Linked DNA regions of Homo sapiens: regions 1 and 2 are each linked to region 3. Evidence: chromatin contacts called from ENCODE Hi-C or POLR2A ChIA-PET data. All regions are on one chromosome and are shown on one strand. The core of a region is the stretch at or near the end of the contact, and the rest is flanking DNA. Distances in the headings are between cores, read along the strand shown. Region 1 holds the start of SYVN1 (synoviolin 1). Region 2 holds the start of NDUFV1-DT (NDUFV1 divergent transcript). Region 3 holds the start of KLC2-AS2 (KLC2 antisense RNA 2).

What was found. A loop is a pair of places that touch in the nucleus more often than their neighbours do. ChIA-PET counts read pairs that join two places held with the same protein, here RNA polymerase II (POLR2A). Pooled maps may share reads with other maps.
Region 1: a loop to region 3 is called in a pooled map, with 26 times the contacts of the local background. The contact joins the promoter of SYVN1 here to the promoter of KLC2-AS2 in region 3. A Hi-C loop is called at or near these places in 7 of 50 pooled maps. POLR2A ChIA-PET finds 5 or more read pairs at or near these places in 2 of 52 experiments (B cell and activated B cell).
Region 2: a loop to region 3 is called in a pooled map, with 5 times the contacts of the local background. The contact joins the promoter of NDUFV1-DT here to the promoter of KLC2-AS2 in region 3. A Hi-C loop is called at or near these places in 5 of 50 pooled maps. POLR2A ChIA-PET finds 5 or more read pairs at or near these places in 2 of 52 experiments (PC-9 and activated B cell).

The regions. Positions count from the first base shown.
Region 1 is chr11:65,133,259-65,137,016 of GRCh38, forward strand. SYVN1 (synoviolin 1) reads right to left here and starts at 1,261. Exons shown (of 16, transcript NM_172230.3): 1 at 1,198-1,261; 2 at 212-360. The coding sequence starts at 343. RefSeq lists silencers at 1-40, 1,757-1,940 and enhancers at 642-711, 1,000-1,903, 1,262-1,771.
Region 2 is chr11:67,604,145-67,607,955 of GRCh38, forward strand. NDUFV1-DT (NDUFV1 divergent transcript) reads right to left here and starts at 2,562. Exons shown (of 3, transcript NR_130935.1): 1 at 2,475-2,562; 2 at 1,749-1,867; 3 at 1-959. NDUFV1 (NADH:ubiquinone oxidoreductase core subunit V1) reads left to right here and starts at 2,792. Exons shown (of 10, transcript NM_007103.4): 1 at 2,792-2,932. The coding sequence starts at 2,861. RefSeq lists enhancers at 1-29, 716-1,401, 2,301-2,360, 2,741-2,870.
Region 3 is chr11:66,266,486-66,269,766 of GRCh38, forward strand. KLC2-AS2 (KLC2 antisense RNA 2) reads right to left here and starts at 1,926. Exons shown (of 3, transcript NR_186342.1): 1 at 1,814-1,926; 2 at 1,570-1,723; 3 at 1,064-1,346. It overlaps KLC2 (kinesin light chain 2), which reads left to right. Exons shown (of 16, transcript NM_001318734.2): 15 at 1-5; 16 at 388-1,375. The coding sequence ends at 471. It overlaps RAB1B (RAB1B, member RAS oncogene family), which reads left to right and starts at 2,154. Exons shown (of 6, transcript NM_030981.3): 1 at 2,154-2,208. The coding sequence starts at 2,195. RefSeq lists enhancers at 1-606, 1,363-1,412, 1,713-1,762, 1,883-2,212, 2,373-3,254 and silencers at 863-912, 933-1,252.

The DNA of each region.
Region 1 (3,758 bases), core at 11-2,510, 1.1 Mb before region 3:
GTGGGGAGAGGCTGTGGTTTGAGGTCACTTTCTGCTTTCCTCTCCTTGGGACTCATCATGCAGGATCCTCCACATCCTCATCACAGTTTATTCAAAGTTAGGCAGCTGGCGGCTACTTCCCTACTTACCTGACCTCTAGCCCCGCCCCTTGCCCAGGCAGACTCCTCCTTCCCTCCCAGGGAGTTCCTCCCTCCCTGAGCCCTGAACTCACTGCCATGCTGGGGCTGGACTTGGTCAGGTACACCACAGTGGGGTAGAACTGGTGTTTGAGGTAGTAGGCGTGAGCCACCACAGCCCCGGTCAGCGCCAGGCTGGCCGCCATCATCACTGCCGTGCGGAACATTGCCCTGGCCCGGAGACCTGCATGGGGCAAGAAAATAACTTATGTGATGCTCGTGCTGTGCAAAATAGCCCGGTGCCTGGCACAGCCTCAATTCATAGGAGAAAGTGGGGGGGAAATCACATTTCGCCCTCGAAATCATCAGACAAAGAATAGCTTACGCTACCCCATTTTACAAATTAGACTCGAAGGGGTTAAGTGATCACACTGACGCAAGGCCTGGAACCTGGGTCAGTCTTGCTTCAAATCTAGGGCTCTTTCCACGCTGCCTGCCAAGCCGCCTCCTCTAGGGAGGTGATGAGGAAAAGCTGCAATGTTGGAGGAGGGGGAGCTGCACCGCTGACCCTCCGGTGGAGAAGATGGGGTGGGAGGCAACAGCAGAAATCTGCTCCAGGGGCGGGAATGCGCAGCCAGGGCTGAGAGCAGCCAAGGCACAGAGGATAGCAGGCTGGGCAGGCGACAGCGCCGGTGACAGCTGTGTTAGGGTGGGCAGTTCGGACGCCCGCCCTGCGGGAGCGGGCGGGGAACGTCAGCCTGGAATCCTGGGGTCCCCCGACCCCCGGAGTAGTGTCAACTCAGAGCACCACAAAAACAGCGGGACGGGAGAGAGCAGCAGCGGGACGGGAGGAGCCGGGTCGCCCTCGCGGCCGCGCACCTGTGAGCACCAGGAGTTGCGGGCGTCGCAGGCAGGGCCCAGGCTTGAGCAAAGCGGCCGCACCGGCGTCTGAGGTCTCCGGCCAGCTGACAGGCCGAAAGCGTGCGGCGGGGCTGAGGGGCGTGCCGACTCCGGAGACCTCAAGGGGAAGGTTCGGGTCCCGACCCCAACCACAACTCGGGCCAGACTTCGCCCCACTCACCAGGAACCCAGCGCCGCGAGCCCGCTCAATCCGCGCGACTGCGGCTGCCCCTCCGGTTAACAACACTCCCCACCCCCTGCGAACCGGAACTTCGGGGGTCAGACACCTCACTTCCGGCGGCGCGGGGCGCGGCGTGGGTCGTACCAAGTGCGTCCTGCCCTGGCTCGCACTGCGCCCTACGTGGGCCCATAGCAATGGTGTCACCACCGTATCTGGGGTGATGTCTACGGGGAAGGGCTGGGCAAGAGGTCCGAGAGGTGGTCGGAAGGTAATAAGGCAACAGGGGGGAGTCGGAGGTCCCCCTATTATTTATTAGTCACAGATGGTATGGCTCCTGCGCTGAGTGGCCTCCTCGGACTGGGGGACTCGGCCCCGCGAGCAGCTGGGAAGGGGAGCCGCTTGCGGGCTGTACCACCTGGAGCGGGGAGTAGGCCAGGGACAGACTATACAAGCCTGAGGGGAATGAAATGTTTTCTTAAACATTTAGGGAGAGTCACAACAGTTTGACAAATACGGTGCTCTCTGAGAGAACTGGATGCGGAAAACAAAAATTTGTCTTCTCCATGATCACCCCCACAAGTTGTGTGGGAGTGAGTTGGGTCCCGTGGCTGCCACTGATTGGTTGCGATAAGTTACGCGGCCCAATAAGAAAAAGAATGTACCTTTGCTGGCCTATAGAAAGGGGAAAGCAGGTGAGTGGTTGTTAGGGGCGGACAGCTGCGTTGCCTAGGCCCTGGTCCCGCTCCAGTTGGCTGAGAGTAGGGAAAGCTCAGTCCTTGGGCGAGTGATCCCTGGCTGGCCTCCGGGAACGTTTGCCGCGCCAGGACAGGGAGGGACAACCAGGTGTACCCGAGACTGGGAGATTAATTCCTGCTAATCTTGGGACGGAAGTGTTCTGTTTGTTCAAAGGAATTGACTTCAGCGTCGCAGGCCTGCCCGCATCTCAGTGTCTGATTTTGCTGCCCATGTGTTGTTCAGCTCTGAGCCATAAGCAAGACCCCCACTGGTCCTGGGCTGCACTGTATTTTAGTTCGTGTCTGGGTCGCAGCCAACTAAGCCTGCTGATTAACAAAATGGAGCTAATGCATCCACTTTGTGCCTTGCGTTTTCCTCCGTCATCTCATTTAATCATCAATCACTAAGGTTTATGAGCTAGGGGGTGCTACCCCCTCCCCCGAAACGTGGGGCAATTGAAATTCAAAGGCTTACCAAAACCTGTCCTAGGATTGGCGCCAGGTCTGTCTGCCTCTAAATCTCTGTGCTGTTGGTCTCAGCCATCTTCCCTGCCACCTGTTGACTTGACAGTTTCAGCTTATAACCAGTCAGAGTTGGCTTCCCCGTAAGGCCACGTATAACTTTTTTTCCCCCTTTTCTTTTTATTTATTTATTTATTAATTTTTGCGACAGGGTCTTGCTCTGTCGCCCAGGCTGGAGTGCATTGGCGCCATCAGGGCTCATTGCAGCCTCGACCTCCCGGGCTCAAGCGATCCTCCCACCTCAGCCCCACAAGGTGTTGGGATTACAGGCGTGAGCCACAACACCTTGCCTATCTGTAACTTTCTAGTGACTGCATCCAATGGTTGGCTTTCAGCCCTTGCTTGACTCAACCTCTCTCCCCTTCTTGAAAGTCTCCTCCCTAAGCTTCTGTGATCCACATGCCTCTGCTCCTCTTTTCTCTCTGGCTATGCATGTGTCCTCTTCTCTTTACCTGATGTCCTTCTCTTTACTTTTCCTGCATGATTTCCTCTGCTCCAGTCCAGCCCCTGACCCAGGTGCTGATGATTTCCTTGTGTGGTCTCCAGCCGGGATCTATCCTGCTTTTAAAACAGTTCAGTGTCCCTAGACACTGTCTGCACCCCAGCTCCGGAAACGGGCATCATGCTCACTATCTGCCCCCACATCCAAACTGGTAATTAAGTCATTTATTCAGTTAGTCTACAAATATGGATCAAGTGTCTCCTGTTCTAGGGACTTAGGATGTCAGTGAACAAAATAAAGATCTCTACCTTTGTGGAGCTTATCCTAGTAGATGTGACAGCAAACCACAGACATAAGTGAAAAATCTAATACGCTGGAAGATGATCAGTGCTATAGGAAAAAAGTAGAACAGAATAAAGGGGATCAGGATGTGGTGGGGTACTTGAAGCTGGTTGCAGTATCAGCGAGGATAATCGGGTAAGCTTCCTTGAGAAGGTGACATTTGAGCAAAGACTTAAAGGAAGTGAGGTTATGAGCCAAGTGGATGTCTGGGTAAAGAGTTACAGCTCAATAAAGGTGGAGCAGTGCTGCTTTGTTGAAGGAGATGAGTGTGGCTATAGTGGAACTAGTGAAGGGTGCGTAGGAAAGAGGCCAGGGCAAGATCGCATTGGCCATCACAGGGACCTTGGCTTTTCCTCTGAGTGACGTGAGAAGTCATTGGAGGGTGCTGAGCAGAGGTGTGACATGCTCTGACTTAGGTGTAATAAAGTCACTCCAGGCTGGGTGTGGTGGCTGACCCTGTAATCCCAGCACTTTGGGATGCCAAGGCGGTTGGATCACGAGGTGAGGAGATCGAGACCATC
Region 2 (3,811 bases), core at 1,312-3,811, 1.3 Mb after region 3:
ACTCTGAGTTGACACAGCACATGTTTCAGAGAGCACGGGGTTGGGGGTAAGGTCACAGAATCTCAAGGCAGAAGAATTTTTCTTAGTACATAACAAAATGGAGTCTCCTATGTCTACTTCTTTCTACACAGACACAGTAACAATCTGATCTCTCTTGCTTTTCCCCACACTAATTGGTTTTATAAAGTTTATAGGGACGGTTGTAGGGTGGTTGCAGAAAGCTTCCTGGGGGAGGTGACGTCCAAAGGGCTCCTAGGAGGACTAGGGCCAAGTTGGGAGGAAGACAGATCCTCTGGTGCAGATCCAGCTTGTATGGGCAAAGCCAAAGGAGCTGGAACTGGGGAGGTTGACAGGTGGCAGCACAAAGGACCTTGAATGCCAGGCCAAAGGGTCTTGAGCTTTGTTCTGAGGGCAGTGGGGAACCACAAAAACTCTCAGGCAGGAAAGGGGCAAAACGGGTCTGAGATTTATAATAATCCCACTGTTCCATGTTTGCAGAGAAGGGGCTGGAGGAGCCAAGATGTGAGGGTGGGAGGCCCCAAGGATACATTGTTAATTTCAGGTGAGAGATGACAGGGCCACAGCCATCTATCACTGTGCAGGGAATGTTTGGAAGGTAAAGTTGACCAGATAGACACAGTGGATGTGGGGCCAGTGGGACAGGGAGGAGCCCTTGATACCTCTTGGCTTGTGGCCTGGAGGCTGGCTGGGGAGGCTGATATACAGAGTGACACAGGATGGGATGGGTGCTGAGGAGGTGAGAGCCAGGACCTGAGATGCTGCAGAGAAGGCTCCTGGGAGATGACATCAGAGTGGATCTCCTTCTTCGCTTGAGAAGCCTGGCAAGTAGGTGCTCCAGTGGGTGGGGACCAGTGGGGGATTTGTTGTTAGGAGACCTCAGGCCGAGTTCTGGCAGTTGTGTCATCCTGGGCAGGCCACTCAGCAATGCTGATACCCTGCTTCTGAAAACAGGGCTCATCATTCCTGAGGCTGGAGTTTTGGAGGATTAAGGAGGTAACACATGGCAAGTGCTTGGCCCAGAGCCTGGCACTGAATGAACAGAGGATCCTTCCCTCACTCTCCGTTTTCCATCCCCCCTCATGCCCAGCATCTCCTGTCCCCAGCATCCCCAACCTGCATCTCCCTCAGCCTGTATTCCTTTGACCCAGTTAGAGACAGATGAGGAAGGAATCCACCCGCTGGGCTGGCTCTGACCTGCCCCCCTTCTTCTGCCCCAAAGGGAGGGATCCGAGGACTCAGGTCTGAGCCCGGATTAGCTGTGTAATCCCCAGCTTTGCCTAGGCAACCTCTTTCCCTGACCAAGAGAGGGGGCCTGCGGCTGGCAGCCAGGACTCCTGGGCTCTGGGCCTGATACTACTCTATCTGTCTGGGAAACCTCAGACAGGGAAGAGATTTCTTGGTGCCTCTCTTGGGAATGTCACTGACGTCCACAGTGACTGTCACATGCGTGTCAGTTGTTCTGTGGGTTTGCTGTGTGCGGGGCACTGTGGAAAGGAAGAAAGGCCTAGATTCCAGTCCAGCTCCACCACTCAGCAGCTTCATGCCCACAGACAAAGGACAAAATCCCCCTGAGCCTCAGTTTTTTCGTGGACAAAATGGAGTGAACACCTTGTGGGGCTGCTGTGGGGTATGTGAGAAAATAGCTGCAAAGGAGTTTTGTAAACAGCACGTTTTAGAGAGATCAGGAAGGATGATTACAGCACAAAAGAACAGAGATGGTTCCTCACCATGAGGACTGGAAAAGAGCTGGGGAGAGCAGGCCAAAAAGGTCACTCTTATCACGAGGACCACAGCAGAGGGTTCCAGGAAACTGAAAAAGACGAGTTCATCAGGCTTCCAAGACCTCCTGGGAAGGCAAAGGACAGAGGGACCTCCTCAGGTCAGGGGAAAACCGAGGGAGGGGGACAGCCACACAAACGCCCTAAAGTCTAATGACGGCAGAAAGGGGTCTTGGGGGACGGGGGTGGGGTTCACAGCAGTGGCCTGGGCGTGATGACCCTGGCGAAGGACGGGGTCGCAGAGCCCTTAAATCCTGGACCAGTGGCTGATTCCAAAAGCAGCAGGGACCATGCCAGGATTTTGGGCAGAAGCAGAAAGTGCTGGACTCTCCTGACAAGAGCTGAGAGAACTCAGCGGCGCCAGCAAGAGTTTGTGCCGTGCACTGACCATCTGCATCCTCTCTGCCTCACCCCAGCCTAGGATTCCGTGACAGGCCCTCTGGGAAGAACTCCGCGAACAACCCCCTGCCTTGGAGTCTGCAATCCTTCCTCGAGCACACGGACGCCCGGGGTGGGGAAGCCCACAGTCTGGCAGGGCTCGCACTGGGCAGAATAATTGCAACGTAGTCATGAGGATCGGGCTATGACCTGCCTGACTTTTCACTCCTCCCATGATACACCGATGCATACCGCAGGTGCACACTAAACGCCGAATCTATAGAAAGTGGAACACACCAGGACCCAGCAGAAGGCGACATGCGAGGTTTGTTTACTTGTGGCATCAAAGGCTGGGAGCCGGCGAGCTAAGGAGGGAGCGAAAGAGCGAGCGGTGGGGACAGCCACCGCTAAATGCCAGCCCGGTGGAGGGAGGAAGGCGGACCCCAGGCCGGTGGGACCACATCTCCCAGAAGCCCCGGCGCCAAGGCACTGGCCTCTCAGTCCTCCCCCGAGGAGGCGGGGCCGCTGGCGAAGTTGAAGGGGCGCAGCGATACCGGTGCGCGGCGCTGGCGTCGGGCGCGTGACGTCTTTCCTGCGCGCCACCTAGCGTCTCTATCGCGCCAGTTCCTCAGCCTCAGTGCTATGAAGGTGACAGCGTGAGGTGACCCATCTGGCCCGCCGCGATGCTGGCAACACGGCGGCTGCTCGGCTGGTCGCTTCCCGCGCGGGTATCTGTGCGTTTCAGCGGCGACACGGTGAGGCCCAGCCTGGCTGGGGCCACGGGTGTTTGGGGCCGGGTGTCGCGGCCGCGCCCGTGCACGAGCAGTCCCTGGGGTCTGTAGTGGCCTCTGGAGAGCCCTTCTCCCCAGGCCAGGCGGGAAGGCCCCCGCTCCGGCCTGGTTGAAGTAGGGGAACGGGTCCCAACGCGGGGCCGACTCCCTTGACCCTCTGACTTGCTGGCTTCCCTTGTTTTACAGTCCTCGGCCTGGCGGAAGTTTTGCAGGTTGTGAAGACCCCTAGTCTTTCATTCTCTCCTTGTCACAGCCTTGTAGGGCGTGAAGGGGTCATTGCCCCATTTAGGGATGCGCACCTCCTGATTTCCCGTCCACTGCTCTGCGCCCTGAAGTGGCTGAAAAGTGCTCTTAAAAGGATGGGAATCCCGTCGCCCTCAGCTGGTGCGCTCTCCACTGGGTCGTGGGGCTCCTCATTTCATCCTAAGTGAGCCCCTCCATCACCTGTGTGTTAAGGAGGCATTTCTTTCCCATCAGTAAACACATTTCGCCTCTTCGGCCGAGGTAGGAATATAAAAGGCCCCTGGCCTACCCAAGTTTTGGTCCAGCAGGGGAGCCAGGCCGGGAAAGGGCCAAGCTGCCACACTCGGCTTGTGGGGCTGTGTGGTGCCGTGATGCAGCTGTGGGTTTGGCCACCGACAGACCTGGGCTCAAATTGGACCTGCTGCTTTTGACTGTGAGACCTTCCATAAGCTCCTTTTGCTCCAAGCCTCAGTTTTCTCCTCTGTGAAACAGAGAAAATCGTTCCTATCAGAGTTCTTATGAGGATGAAATGGGATTTTGGATGTAAAATGCTTCCATCCAGTACCTGCTAAACAAAATGCTTACTAATGGCCGGGCGCG
Region 3 (3,281 bases), core at 676-3,175:
CCCAGGTAGGGGCAGGCGGGTGTCTGGGCACTGGGCAGCTGCGGCCGGGGCTGCATGCGTGCTGCCAAGCTTCCCTCCAGCATGCCTCTTCATCCAGCAACAGTTCCTGGCTCTGTCTCAGGCCTACTTTGGGCTGGACAACGGGGAGACACGAGGGGAACCCAGCCTCTCCTGGGGGTGGACGTGTAAACGGCCAGTGCTAACACCGTCACTGTGGAGATGGACGGGAGTGTCAGGGCACCAGGGTGTGGCCTTGGGTCAGAACTGCCATTGCCTCTGCCCAGCTCAGGGATTCCGGCTGCCTCTGCCAGGTCAGACCCCTTCAGGCCAGGGAGGCACAGACTGGCAGCAGCACAGGGCTGAGCCACCTGCCCCCTCTGCCCACAGCCTGGAGGCACAGGTCTCTCTGACAGCCGCACTCTCAGCTCCAGCTCCATGGACCTCTCCCGACGAAGCTCCCTGGTGGGCTAATGCTGAAGGGGCAGCCAGTCACCAGAGCGCCCACCTGGCACACCCCCCTCACCCCAGCCCTGCGCATGGGCCTGCTGCTTGTCCCGCCTGTCTCTCCCACAGCCCCTGTCTTTTCTGTTCAATCTCAGGGTAACCTTCTCCCTTGTCATCTCAGCCTGAGCCCTGGAGGCTGGGCCTGCCCACTCCAGCTCCATCCCTTATTTATTCCTTCCAGCAGGGCCCTCTTCCCTAGGTTCGGGCCAGCAGGAGGTGCCGGCTGGAGTCTCCACCATAGACTCAGTGGCCTGGCCTCCCCAGACCCCAGAGCCAAGAACACTAAGCACTCGCCGGCCCTTCGGCACCCTCGCCCTCCCTCCCGACTCAACCCGGCCGTTGCTTCTGTATATAGAGAAATAAGTTATTGGCCGCGCGCCTCCCTTCAGTCCACGGTACTACCCGGGCCTCCCCTCGTCCCTCTTCTAGTGGTACCGCCCAGGCCTTAATCACCCCCATTCCGTGCGGTGGTATCTCCCAGGCTCTACATTCTCGGGAGCGGCGCCTCCCAAGGGGGTCCTGGGACCTTCTCGCGCTCCTCCTGGCCTCTGAGGGATGCGTCCTACCCGCGCCATCGCCCCGTGGCCCAGGACGGGGACCTCCCCTTAGTCCGTCCTCCCACCGCCGGGCCCTGCCCCGCATCCCGGCCTTATGCACTGCCCCTCCCACCCGGCCCCGCCCAGGCACGGCCGACCCCGCCCCGGGCACCGCCCACCGAGCCATCCTGCCTCGCCTCCCCCCACGCCTGCAGCTTCTCGCGAGGGGCGGCGACGGTCCCCTGGTGGCAGGAGGGGCTCCCCCTGTTGCGGGTGAGGCGGCTGCTCTCATATTTTCAGATGTTGCTGTAGAAATAAAGACGGTTTAAATCTGAGCTGGGCTTGTTTTGAGACGGAGGTCGGGGGCCCCCAGCGTCTCTAGACTGGGGTGGAGCCGGGAAGGGTCGTGCGTGAGTGGGGGACAGTGTGTCTCGCTCAACCGCTGTCCGCGCAGCTGGGCCCAGATATTGTGCCCCACCCCGGAATTGCGTGAGGGGCCCACAAGTCAGGCTTTCCCTAAAACACTCACTTGTGGGGTTCTGGAGACCGCGGGCTCTTATGAGCTCTGCTCCTCACAAAGTTTTTGACCTTGAGTGAGTTTCCCGAGACTCAGTTTTTTCATCTATGAAATGCGGGTGATGACGCGCGGCTGCGAGTTAGGACTGCCCAGTACACGAAGAACCCTGGACAAATGTACTTTTATTAGTCTTACTAGAACCCACATTCTCATTTAATGTTCACAACGTGGGTATTGGGAGGGCAAGGATGACTACCTCCGTCAGACAGATGTGAAACGTGCCAAGCCCAGCCCTAAATTGAGCTTTCTAAACACCGAGTCGCGGTCAGGCTTTCCAGCACTGTCCTCAAGCCTGAGTGCGTCCGGAGTGCAAACTACAAGCCCCAGAAGGCAATGCGCCAGCAGTGATGGGAGTGGGCGCGGAGGCGCGGGCTCCCCGACTACGCCTGCGCAGCGGGGCTGAGTTGGAGAACGTCTTAGACTACAAGTTCCGGGAATCAGCGCGGCGAGGCCTGAGAAGAAGACGTTTGCGCCTGCGCGTCGCGGGCGGGGCCTCTGGGGCGGAGCGGCCACCATCTTGGAACGGGAGGCGGAGCAGAGTCGACTGGGAGCGACCGAGCGGGCCGCCGCCGCCGCCATGAACCCCGAATAGTGAGTGAGCCCCGCCCGCGCCGTCCAGCGCAGCCTCGATCCCGAATACAGGGCTGTACGCTTACCGGGGTTGTCTGGCCCGGGTCAGGACTGTGCGGCGCCCCCACATCCGGGTCCCTCTTCCGCTGACCCCCCCCCACATCCGGGTTCTGCCCCTCCCCCCAGGGGCCCCAGGACCCCGGCTCAAAACCCCGAGCCCTCGCACCCGGGGCCCAGACGTGGCGACCCCCAGGGGCAGCTCTTGGAGCTCGAGACATCGGTCCTACCAGGCCTTATCGGTCAGATGACCCCGCAGTCCCGGTCACTTCAGGCCTCAGTTTCCCCACCTGCTGCTTGACAACTGTCCCGGAGTTTTGGAGCCCGTCTTGATAGTTTCTGGTCTCGGGTTCAGGCTTGGGCCCTTTAGGTCGGGCAGTGAATCCCTCTACCCTTCTCTTTCTCCTGAAGCCCGGCTCCTGGGGCCGGCCCAGAAGCTAGCCAACTACGCGGGAGGCCCCGAAGCGCCGCTTGGGTCGCGTCTCCCGCAGGTCCTCTCTTCCGGGGCTGCCTCCTACCCTTTGCCTGGGTCGCGCTGTCCTGTCGCTCCCGCCGGTCCGTCCTTTCCCGCCCTCTCCTCGCTTTTGCTCAGGCCCCCAACGCCACCGTCACACCCCTTCCCTTGGCTGTCACACTGCCTGTGAAGTTTAGATGAATATGGAATTTGCTCTCCCCCTTCCTGTGGGATTCTCTGGTCCTCAAACTCTCCTCACTCTTGGTCACTCCCCCTGCGGGTAGGTGGCCCACATCTCATGCCCAGGACTAATAGTTTTCCCCAAGTATCAGTTATCTTCTTCCTTTTCTGCCACTTCCTTTTTCTACTCCACATCCAGGTCTCAGATTTCCTTGGGGAAGGGTGAAGCTCTGAGCTGGATTGGGAGGGGAACAGAGAAGGGAACCAGCAGGCTCTCGAAGGGACTTTGGAGTCTGAGAAACCTGGTTTGAGTCTTAAAGCGATAAACTGTGTAAGTTAGGGCAAGTCACTTCCCTTCTCTGGCCTCTGGTTTCCTCATTAGTTGACAATGACAAAACTGACT